Regions from separate parts of the Homo sapiens genome. Here region 2 is linked to region 1. A link is an interaction called in ENCODE POLR2A ChIA-PET data of the cell type or tissue named here. Cell type or tissue: GM12878. All regions are shown on one strand. Each heading gives the region's core, and the rest is flanking DNA. Links, peaks and the distances in the headings are about the cores only.

The links. ChIA-PET counts read pairs that join two places held together with the same protein. Peaks named below come from ENCODE experiments on the same cell type or tissue, not always from the same donor. Only the 100,000 strongest peaks of a DNase experiment are listed, where the experiment ranks them.
Region 2: POLR2A ChIA-PET joins it to region 1 with 6 read pairs; 11 of 35 experiments call an interaction of 5 or more read pairs at or near these places.

The regions. Positions count from the first base shown.
Region 1 is chr1:45,542,533-45,548,130 of GRCh38, forward strand. No RefSeq gene overlaps it. Among named protein-coding and RNA genes, the nearest start is that of AKR1A1, 5.5 kb to the right of the region's middle. RefSeq lists enhancers at 1,159-1,308, 1,329-1,378, 3,175-3,354 and a silencer at 2,435-2,484. In GM12878, for the core only: no CTCF peak of the experiment used is centred there; DNase peaks (open chromatin) are centred at 1,449 and 2,649; H3K4me3 peaks cover 1,512 bases; H3K27ac peaks cover 3,074 bases.
Region 2 is chr1:45,305,825-45,311,422 of GRCh38, forward strand. No RefSeq gene overlaps it. Among named protein-coding and RNA genes, the nearest start is that of LINC01144, 4.7 kb to the left of the region's middle. RefSeq lists an enhancer at 589-768. In GM12878, for the core only: no CTCF peak of the experiment used is centred there; no DNase peak of the experiment used is centred there; H3K4me3 peaks cover 177 bases; H3K27ac peaks cover 593 bases.

The DNA of each region.
Region 1 (5,598 bases), core at 1,108-5,107:
AAAAAGAAGAAGAAAAAAAGAAAGGAAATCAGGTTCTTAAAGCCCAGCACTAGTAGAGCTCAGACAAGTTACCTTTTTATCCTAATGAAGTAGGAAGGGCACCACTATGTACCTAGCACCCAGGAATGTTTAACCTTTACTCACGTTCTGCCTGGAGAAGGAAGCCAGGCTGCAATGCAGGGATCTGGCTCCTGAACTCTGTCAAGGCTGAGGCAGGGCTGGATAAGAAATCTCTACCCCCATGTCAGGCTTGTGACCAGCCTCCTCCCTCATCTTGCACAACCTTGATCCAGGGGCAGGAACTGATACACTGGCCTTTGGAAGCCGTAGGACTTTGAACTTCGTTGAACTTCGGAGCTGAAGGGCTGAACAGAGCTGGTGCCAAACCCACTTTTAGTAACCCCATAGTTTTTTTTTCCCCCCACTTAACAACATATCAAAGACATTTTTTCCACAACAATACTTACATATTTACTTTATCCTTGTTGTGTCTGTATTTATCACATGGATGCACAACAATTTATTTTGGATATTCCCTTCCTACAAATATTTACGTAATATGTTTTAATTTTTTTATATTAAAAATATATTTTAAAAATAGAGACAGGGTCTCGCTATGTTGCCCGGGCTGGTCTCAAACTGCTGGCCCCAAGCAATCCTCCAATCTTGGCCTCCCAAAGTGCTGGGATTACAGGCGTGAGCCACCACGCTCAGCTGATTTGGGTAATCTAAACAACACAGTAAACAGCCTTGTCCCTTTTCTATTATTTCCTAAAACTAAGTTCCTTACAATTGCTGAATCAGAAGGGATGGACATTTAACATTTTCATATATATTATCAAATTGCCTTATATATATGTTTTCTTTTTCTTTCTCCTACTTGTATTTTGAAGTATATATATTTAAATTTGTAATACTTTTTTTTTTTTTTTTTTTTTTTTTTTAGAGACAGGGTCTTGCTTTGTCATCCAGGCTGGAGTGCAGTGGCACAATCATAGCTAACTGTAACCTCAAACTCCTGGGCTTCAGTGATCCTCCCACCTCAGCCTCCATTGTAGCTAGGACTACAGGTGCACAACACCTCTATTTTTGTAGAGACAGGGTCTCAGTATGCTGCCCTGGCCTCATGTGATCCTCCCACCCAGCCTATGCTCCCTTCTTATCAAACCACATGTAGTTCCTGGAATGTAACATCCTGCTTCATTCCTCCACAACTTGGCACATATCAATTCCTCTGCTCAGACTACCATTCTCCAGCTTCCTTTAACTCCCTTCCCAACAACAGTCTATTTTTCCAAAAAACTCCTGGCACATGGTAGATATCATTAAATATTGGTCAGTCGAATGAATAAATCAATCACTTCTACCCACTTTTAGCACAGAGCAGCCTCTGTGGGTGACATGTGCAACAGAAGACCGTAAAATTAGGAAATGCAGTTGACAGGGGAAATCCGCACCGCCATATGACAGGCTGTCTGCTTCCGTCAGCGGTTATTCCCTTGCCTGCCTGCCCTAGCCCACACCACTTCCTCCTCTTCCCCCCACCCCCGACTTTCCAGTCCCAGTCCATTGGTTTCAGTTGGCTGCAGCCTCCTTTCCACCACTTCACTGCAGCATTGATCTTTGTAACTGCCATAATAGAACTGATTCCTACCCTGATATAACTATAGCTTCTATGCCAACAGCTGTAGCTCTACATAATCATGTGTGTGCATGTACAGGTGTAAGTGTGCTTGCATGGGTGCATGAGTGTATATGTGCGCATGCATGAGAGAGAAAGAGACTGCAACCCTGTGCAGAGTCCTCCTCCTCTATTCTGGAGTTCTGTCTCTGTCAGGGATGGGTGGCAGTTTGTAGTAGTTTCACTTGAAGGGGTAGGAGAAGAGGGAACAGTTTTCCTATTTCAACCTAGCTTGCAGCAGCCTATTTTGAATATAAATAATAATCATTACCACTCATTAAATCTCTATGTACCACCAGGCACTTTACATCCATTGTTTCATTTAATCCCCAAACAACTCAAAAAAGTAAGCATGGCCAGCTTGGTGGCTCATGCCTATAACTGCAGCACTTTTGGGAGGCCAAGGTGGGAGGATCGCTTGAGCCCAGGAGTTTGAGATCACCTGGGCAAATATAGTAAGACCTCGTCTCTACAAAAAATAAACAAAATTAGCTGAGCACGGTGGTGGACAGTTGTAGTCCCAGCTACTTGGGAGGCTGAGGTGGGAGGATTGTTTGAGCCTGGGAAGTCAACACTGCAGTGAGCCGTGATCATGCCACTGCACTCTAGCCTAGATGATAGAGTAAGACTCTGTCTCAAAAAATAAATAACATATATTTAAGAAATTAAGAATTTTGCTTTGGTGCATAATCAGGAAAAAAGCAATAAATGGTTCTGAGGACCAAGTCACTCTGGTGGGATTGGGGATTGGAGCTCAGATCCCAAAAGATGAGGTAGCTGACTGCATAATGCAGTCCCCAGGGCCTGGTGCCAGCCTTGCTGGCTCTCAGCAGCCACTTGAATGGGACCACAGGATTTGAGGGGCCTGAGAGGGAGAATAATGCCTCAGTGCACAGGCCCAGGGCCATTTCCAGTAGCTACCTGTGTAGGGACTTTCACTACTTGGGGGAAATGAGTCAGGTCTTGTGAAGTTGGTTTCAGAGCTGGCCAGAGTTTAGGAATGATTCGGCCCTAATAGGGGATTAGAAGGAACTTAAATATGTTCCTTAAATGTGCGCTCATTACAATGTCACTAGAAGGTCCACGCATAAAGTCAAGATCTTGTTCAGGCCCCCTTATCGCCCTGCTTCGTATATGGGTCCTCTGGGAACCTGAACTCTGTTCTTCATTCTCATTCAGACAGCCTAGCCTACAGTAAGCAGGAAGTGCCAGCAAATAAGTCACTGGGGTAGCTCCGGGACAAACTCAGAGACTTGGACAGCAGGCATTTATTTCTTCATCTCTTCTACCTGGCCACATTCCTCTTAGGGTCTAGAAACCCCTGCCAAATGCTAAAACGTTCAGTGAGGGGTGCTGAGAACTTAACCTTTCCCTCCCTCCTGCCTAGTTGTCCAGAAAGGGATGCTCCCTTCTCCTTCCTAGACAGCCATTCTCACTTTCTAGCTCTTCATCTGTTTCAGCCTCCTCTGTCGCCACACAAGGCCAACCCTGCACACACACATAGGTATGCATTCTGCCTGTTCTACATTAGCCCCTCTGGACTGTGAACCTTGAAGGCAGAGAACAAGGCTGGTCCTTTTTTTTTTTTTAAATTTTTGTGATGAAATCTCACTCTGTCACTCAGACTGGAGTGCAGTGAACAATCTTGGCTCATTGCAACCTGCACCTCCTGGGTTCAAGCACTTCTCCTGAGTAGCTGGGATTACAGGTGCCTGCCATCACACCCGGCTAATTTTTGTATTTTTTGTTTGTTTGTTTTGATTTTTGTTTTTCCGTCGGATTTATTTCCTCACATTACAGCATACTTTTCATATGAGCCTACACATATCAGATGGTAACTCTGGAATGGGTGAGTCTGTGACACTGACCCAGCACAGCTGTGAGGGTGATGACAGGCAGGTTAGCAGGTGCGCACAGAGGGGCTTTCTTCTAAATTGGAGGTCAGGTTAGATGATTCAGCTCCGCAGAGCTCATTCAGTGCTCCGTCTTCTGGTGGCTTCCCTTGATTTCTAATAAAAGCTGCAGATGGAGTCACTCAGTTCCACATGGCTGGGGAAGCCTCAGCAAACTTACAATCAAGGTGGAAGGCACCTCTTCACAGGGTGGCAGGAAAGAGAATGAGTGCCTAATTTTTCTATTTTTAGTAGAGATGGGGTTCCACCATGTTGGCCAGTCTCGTCTCAAACTCCTAACCTCAAGTGATCTTCCCACCTTGGCTCCCAAAGTGCTGGGATTGCAGGTGTGAGCCACCGTGCCCGGCCAAGGCTGGTCCATTTTTGTGCCCAGTGAAAGGACTAGGACATAGTATATGCTAAGTAAATGTTAGCTAAATGTATGATCCATGATCCCCCCCACAATTATCCCATTATTTTTTTTCTTTTTCTTTTTCTTTTTTTTTTGAGACAAGAGTCTCGCTCTGTCACCCAGGCTGGAGTGCAGTGGCATGATCTTGACCCACTGCAACCTTCACCATCCAAGTTCAAGGGATTCTCATGCCTCAGCCTCCAAAGTAGCTGAGATTACAGGCGTGCACCACCATGCCCAGTTAATTTTTTGTATTTTTACTAGAGATGGGGTTTCACCATGTTGGCCAGGCAGATCTTAAACTCCTAATCTCAAGTGATCCACCCGTCTTGGCCTCCCAAAGTGCTGGGATTACAAGCTTGAGCCACCGCGCCCAGCTTCCCTCCATCATTTTCTCCACTTTCATATCTCCTGTCTCTTCCACTGGACCCTTCCCCGCTGCTTAGCACGTGGTCATGCTCGCATTTCCCACATAGTGAAAAACTCTCCCTCCATCTGCATCAAGTCACTATTAACCCATAACTTTTCTTCCTCTTACTTTTTTTTTTTTTTTTGAGACAGGGTCTCACTCAGTTGCCTAGGCTTTGTAGTGGTGGGTGCGATCACAGCTCACTGCAGCCTTGGCCTCCCAGGCTCAGGTGATCCTCCCACCTCAGCTTCCCAAGTAGCTGAGAACACAGGTGCATGCTACCATACCCAGCTAATTTTTGTATTTTTTGTAGAGATGGGATTTCACCATGTTGCCCAGGCTGATCTTGAGAACCCCTGGGTTCAAGTGATCTGCCTGCCTTGGCCTCCCAAAGTGCTGGGATTACAGGCATGAGCCACTGTCCCTGGCCTTTACTGTATCCTTGAGAAGTCCTTCCTCTGATTCTCCATGTCTTCATCTCCTGTTCATTCCTGAATTCAGGTCATCTGGCTCAGGATTAACCATTCCACTGAAGGAGCTCTCCACATTGGTCACCAATGATCTTCATGTCCACCAAATCCAAAAGTTTCTGCTGTGGATATCAGACAACATGAATATAAAGACTATGGTAAGTAGTGGATGCTCAATAAAGTGGTTGTTCTTATATTCTTATTTGCTCACTTCTGTTTTTTTGTTTTTTAAAAATTATTATTTATTTTTGAGATGGAGTCTTGCTCTGTCGCCCAGACTGGAGTGCAGTGGCACCATCTCGGCTCACTGCAACCTCTGCCTCCCAGGTTCAAGCAATTCTCCTGCCTCAGCCTCTCAAGTAGCTGGGATTACAGGCACCTGCCACCATGCCCAGCTAATTTTTGTATTTTTAGTATTGATGGGATTTCACCATGTTGGCCAGGCTGGCCTCGAACTCCTGACCTCAGGTGATTGGCCCGCCTCGGTCTCCCAAAGTCCTGGGATTACGGGTGTGAGCCACCACACCTGGCCTGTTTGTTTTTAGACAGGGTCCTTGGTAAAAAGAATTTGAGGGGAAAAAAAAAAAGAGACAAGGTTTTGCTCTGTTGTCTAGGCTGGAGTAGAATGGCACAATCATGACACACTACAGCCTCGAAGACCTGGGCTCCAGCAATCCTCCCACTTCAGTCTCCTAAACACCTGGGACTATAGGTGTGCACCACCGTGCCCAGCT
Region 2 (5,598 bases), core at 881-4,880, 240 kb before region 1:
TAAAGTTTATTTTGCTGTACAACTCCTCTTTTTCTAGAGTTTTACTTGCTTCCAACACAAGGAAGGCAACTTTTCTCCTGCTTCCATGACAATGGAATGCAGGTAACTCCTATGGAGTCTGAGCTCACTTCTAACAGGGAAGATGAGTTTGTTTTTTGTTTTTTTCCTGCTTCTAGGATGGTAGAAAGCAGCCTTCGGCCTGAGACCCATCCCTAGATAGGTAACTGAATTGGGGTTTGTCTTGGATAAAGTTAAGATTAACAACCAGCTGGTCTTAATTTCTCCTTACCATTAGAGCGCTCAGTGATCATATTGTTGGTTTTTTTGTTGTTGTTGCTTTGTTCCAGTCTGAAGTTGTTGTTTAAGGATCCTAATTCTTGTTCAGAGATGCATTCTAAAGGGTCTTCTCTATTGCTTTTTCTCCCAAATTTAAACTTAATTCGGTTTGTCTGTGTGCATTTGCGTGAAGAAGTGAACTGTTGTTTTCATACGTTAATGACAGTTTTCTCAGCTCTGAAGAGAAAAGGCATTTACTCCTCCCAGCTGAAAGCGCCCCTAGGTGACTGGGGGCCTCATGGGAGTCTCTGGGGGGGTTAACCCCTTGCGACGTGCAGCGGCCCTGGAGGGAAATCCCCAACAAAAATTAATTTTAAAAATGGCTCATCCAGGAAACGCATATAAGGGCTGATCGCCCAGCCTTTTGAGCCTTTTCTGGGGTCATAAACCTCTGGAGAGAGAAACTGAGACATGTAAGAGGGTGGAAACGACTCAGCGATGACACACTGTAGCATCCTGCCCACAAGCAGCACATAGCAATCAAAAAACCTGGGCCACAGCTCAGTTCCTCCTATTAAGAGAGAAAAAAAAATTGGGAAACAATATAAGAATGAGGAGGAAACAAAGAGAATGACCCCCTTTCCAGCACTCCATAGGTTGTATGGCACATCTACTTGCCAAAGTTTATGTAAAATGGAAATAATATGGTCTTTGTGCACATTTACATTAAGGAAAAAGAGCCCTAAGATCGACCTGCAAATTATAGAGTTCCTAAGTGCTCTTTTTCTCGATTTTTTTCTTTTCTGCCTGCTCTAAATCTGCTGTTATTTTTCTATTAAGATAAAAACCACTGCATCCAACAAGTTCTTTTTGCAGGGTGGTGAATTTGTGTTTATCTCATGGCTAAAAGTTCTGAAGTAAAAGCTATAGGATATTTGTTTATGTGTGTGTCTATGTGTGTGTGTATATATATTTAAAAGGCCTTTATAATTTCTACGATTTTATGCTTAATTGGCAATTAAATCTGTTTTAATTTCCCTCTAGCACACCAAACGTTTTCTCTCCGACCTTATAATGTAAATTTTGCTATTTGACTTTCACCTAAGTTGTTTCCTTTAATATGCAAATTTAAGGCTATTTAGCTGAAAACTGCCCAGGGTTATGAAATAGGTCATCAAGAATCTGAAAGTCTAATATAGGGGAAAAAAAGGTTTTCATAAATCTGTAAAATGTAGTTCTAAAGCATGCCTAATATGTCTGTGTATTTATGTGTTGTGTACACAGTGTTTCACTACTAAAAATATATAAAAGAGTGCTAATTAATTGGCTTAAAACAATGAAAAGCGCTTAAATCATATACTACAAAAGACTAGTGAAATGCTCTTTCAAGTTTATGTAACTTAAGTAAAATCTTTAATAAATAAGCTTGCTTTAAAATTAATGGTAAGGTAATATTAGAAACATCTTAAGAATTGCCCGCCTACATTTTTCTTTGCATGTATTAATGAAGCAATTTCATACTCATCCCTGCCAAATATTATAAGGTGTCAAAATTTGGCATAGGGGTAACAAAACTATAAACGCAGCCCAAGACAGAATGATCTTGCTTGTGTAACCTTTAACAAATAAGATGTTGATATTGGTTTAATGAATGTAGTTATATCTTGAATTATTTAGTAAAATTACCATAACCTCTAATTTTGTGGCTTTAGGCAGTCTAATCCACAGATGGTAGGTAGGTTTGTTTTGGGAAAGGACTGTTACCATCTTTGTTTCAAAGCTAAACTATAAACTAAATTTCTCCCAAAGTCCAGGAATGAACAACGACAGCTTGGAGTTTAGAAGCAAGATGGAGTCAGTTAGGTCATATCTTCCTCACTGTCTCAGTTATAATTTTGCAATGGCAGTTTCATAACTTTATTTATTTTTTAATTTTATTTTTGGAGATGGCGTCTCACTCTGTCACCCAGGCTGGAGTGCAGTGGCACAATCTCGGCTCACTGCAACCTCTGCCTCCCTGGTTCAAGGGATTCTCTTGCCTCAGCCTCCCTAGTAGCTGGCATTACAGGCATCCGCCACCACACCCAGCTAATTTTTGTATTTTTAGGAGATATGGGGTTTCACCATGTTGGCCAGGCTGGTCTTGAACTCCTTACCTCCGGTGATCTGCCCACTTCGGCCTCCCAAAGTGCTGGATTACAGGCATGAGCCACCACGCCCAGCGGTTTCATAACTTTAAATCATGACTTTTGGGCCTGGGTGCAGTAGCTCACGCCTATAATCCCAGCACTTTGGGAGAATGAGGCAGGCAAATCACCTGAGGTCAAGAGTTCAAGACCAGCCTGACCACCATAGAGAAACCCCGTCTCTACCAAAAATACAAAATTAGCCAGCTGTGGTGGCATGTGCCTGTAATCCCAGCTACTGGAGATTACAGTAGATTACAGGTGCCTGGGCAACAAGAGCGAAATTACATCTCAAAAAAAAAAAAAAAATCATGACTTGTGGTTTTCATAATCTAGGTAAACCATTAAAATAAAAAAATTAGGTAAATGTAATGGGATAAATACTGGCAGACAAATTTGTCTTAATTTATAATATAAAGTTAAATTAATAGATATTTCATTATTTGGGTATTTTCCAATAAAATATATAATATAGGAAAACATTCTTGATTTTAAAAAGTGTGAACTTTCTTAAAAAAGGTGAAAAAGTTTTGTCTAATTCAAAGATTATTTTAAGGTTGTGAATAAAACAAGGTAAAAGAAACCAGGAAATAAAAAGAGATGTAAAGACAGAAAAAAAAAAGGTTTTTTATGGTAAGAAAGCTTAAAGAGAAATAATGTTATACGAGAAAGAATCTTGTATGGTGGCTGCGAGCAGTGGCTTATGCCTGTAATCCCAGCACTTTGGGTGGCCAAGGTGGGTGGATCACCTGAAGTAAAGAGTTCTGGACCAGCCTGACCAACATGGTGAAACCCCATCTCTACTAAAAATACAAAAATTAGCCAGGCATGGCAGCATGCGCTTGTAGTCCCAGCTACTCAGGAGGCTGAGACAGGATAATTGCTTGAATCCATGAGGTGGAGATTGCAGTGAGCCGAGATTTCACCACTGTACTCCAGCCTGGGCAACAGAGCAAGGCTCCATCTCAAAAAAAAAAAAAAAAAGCACTTACTAAAAAAAAAAAATATTGAATGGTAAATTTAGTCCTAAAATAAAATGACTAATTGTTTAAGAAGGAGGGATGTTCAGCTCAAGGCAACCTCTGCCTCCCGGGTTCAAGCGATTCTCCTGCCTCAGCCTCCTGAGTAGCTGGGATTACAGGCGCACGCCACCATACCCAGCTAATCTTTGTATTTTTAGTAGAGACGGGATTTCATGATGTTGGTTAGGCTGGTCTCGAACTCCTGACCTCAAGTGATCCACCTGCCTTGGGCTCCCAAAGTGCTGGGATTATAGGCATGAGCCACCACGACCAGCCCAAAAATTTTTTTAATTGAGGTTACTATATCCATGTGTCTTCTTGTGTGTACTTCTAAAGTCCTTGTGACCTTGAGTTACAGGGCTTTGACTCCTGGGTCAAAAAGGACACCAAGTCCTGCTAAATCTTAAACACTGACAGCAATTAAAGCCTCATCAGGCTCCATAGAAGATGCCGGTCAAAATAAACTGCATTTCTGAGACACAGGGCCAAAAATTAAAGCCGTTCAACTCCTTAAGGCCCAGGGACTATCATGGAAGAGGTGGGCACGTGAGATTCTAAGGGCTGATTTTGAAAGATAAAGTTCAATTTCTCTATATATTAATCACTAACGTCAAAGGCACTTGAATGTGCTGATGAAAGACTAGCACATGGGCCCCTGTGTCAGATTAAAAGAGACTCTCCTGCCTCTTGAAGCATTAACTGACTCCTTAAGAAAGGCTATAGGCTGGGTGCGGTAGCTCACGCCTGTAATCCCAGCACTTTGGGAGGCCGAGGCAGGCGGATCATGAGATCAGGAGATCAAGACCATCCTGGCTAACATGGTGAAAGCCCGTCTCTATTAAAAATACAAAAAATTAGCCGGGCGTAGTGGCGGGCGCCTGCAGTCCCCGCCACTCGGGAGGCTGAGGCAGAAGAATGGCATGAACCCAGGAGGTGGAGCTTGCAATGAGCCGAGATCGCGCCACTGCACTCCAGCCTGGGAGACAGAGCCAGACTCCGTCTCAAAAAAAAAAAAAAAAAGAAAGCCTATAAAGTTTATAAAAGGCTTATGGAAGCTCTATCTTACGGTCAACATTAAAATTTTCTAGATCACTTATAAAATTTTGAAAAACAAATTTAATTAGCTTATTGCTGTTTTTCTTAAGTCTTCTTGCTTGGAAAATTAAGTTGCCTCTCAAAGAATGAAGGTTTTAAAAAAAAAAAACATTGAGTTATCACTTTGGTTAAATGAATGACTTATTTGACAATGACCTGTGATCCTATTTTGTGATATCAAGTGTTTTAAACCTTTGATACTCAACAAGCTTTCTAAAATCAAATTGTAAATTAGGTCTTTTTCTGATGTAATTAATCCTTTGAGAGATTAGGTTCCCTAAAGTCCAAAAATGACATAATTTGGTTTATTTGGTATAAAAATGATACAGGTAGCATTGTCAAATATGAAATGGTGTCTCATTTTCTTTAGGCTGTATTTCTATAATTATGTTATTAATATGTGTTCCAATATTATGGGAAACTCCTATAATTCTGATATAACTTAGTGTACATTATCAGTAATAATTATAATTGTTATGTTAAATTATTGTATGCCACAGAGGTAAATTTCCTTGTCAATTTTGTCTTTGACTATGGCTGCCCTAAAACCTTTTGTCATCTACGAACAATTGTTGTCTTGTTTTGGTCCTCTTTGGAAGATGGTTCTATAGTCAGCTATGGAACTCTAACAGTTGTTCTTGAATGCAGGTTTCTGATAACTTTGGAGAGTGTGACATCAGAATAGAAGAAAAACTTTAGGACTCATGGAGAGCTAAAATGTTCATGAGTATCAGGCAGAACAGAAATTAACTGCATGGACTGAACTAATCTTTATAACTTTTTGCTTAAAATGTTTGCTGAACATTTGTTTTGTGTTTGAGAGTCTTAAAACTTCTTTTGAGCTACTGACAGCTTTTAACAATTTAATATACTCCTATGAAAAAATTTGGAGCATATTTGTTTCTCTCTACCTGATTTCTTCAGAAATTAGAAGCTATTTGTGAATATTCTTAACTTATGGCAAGACAGTTATTTGCATAAGTGCAATAAGAATCTGTTTTTGGCCGGGTGCAGAGGCT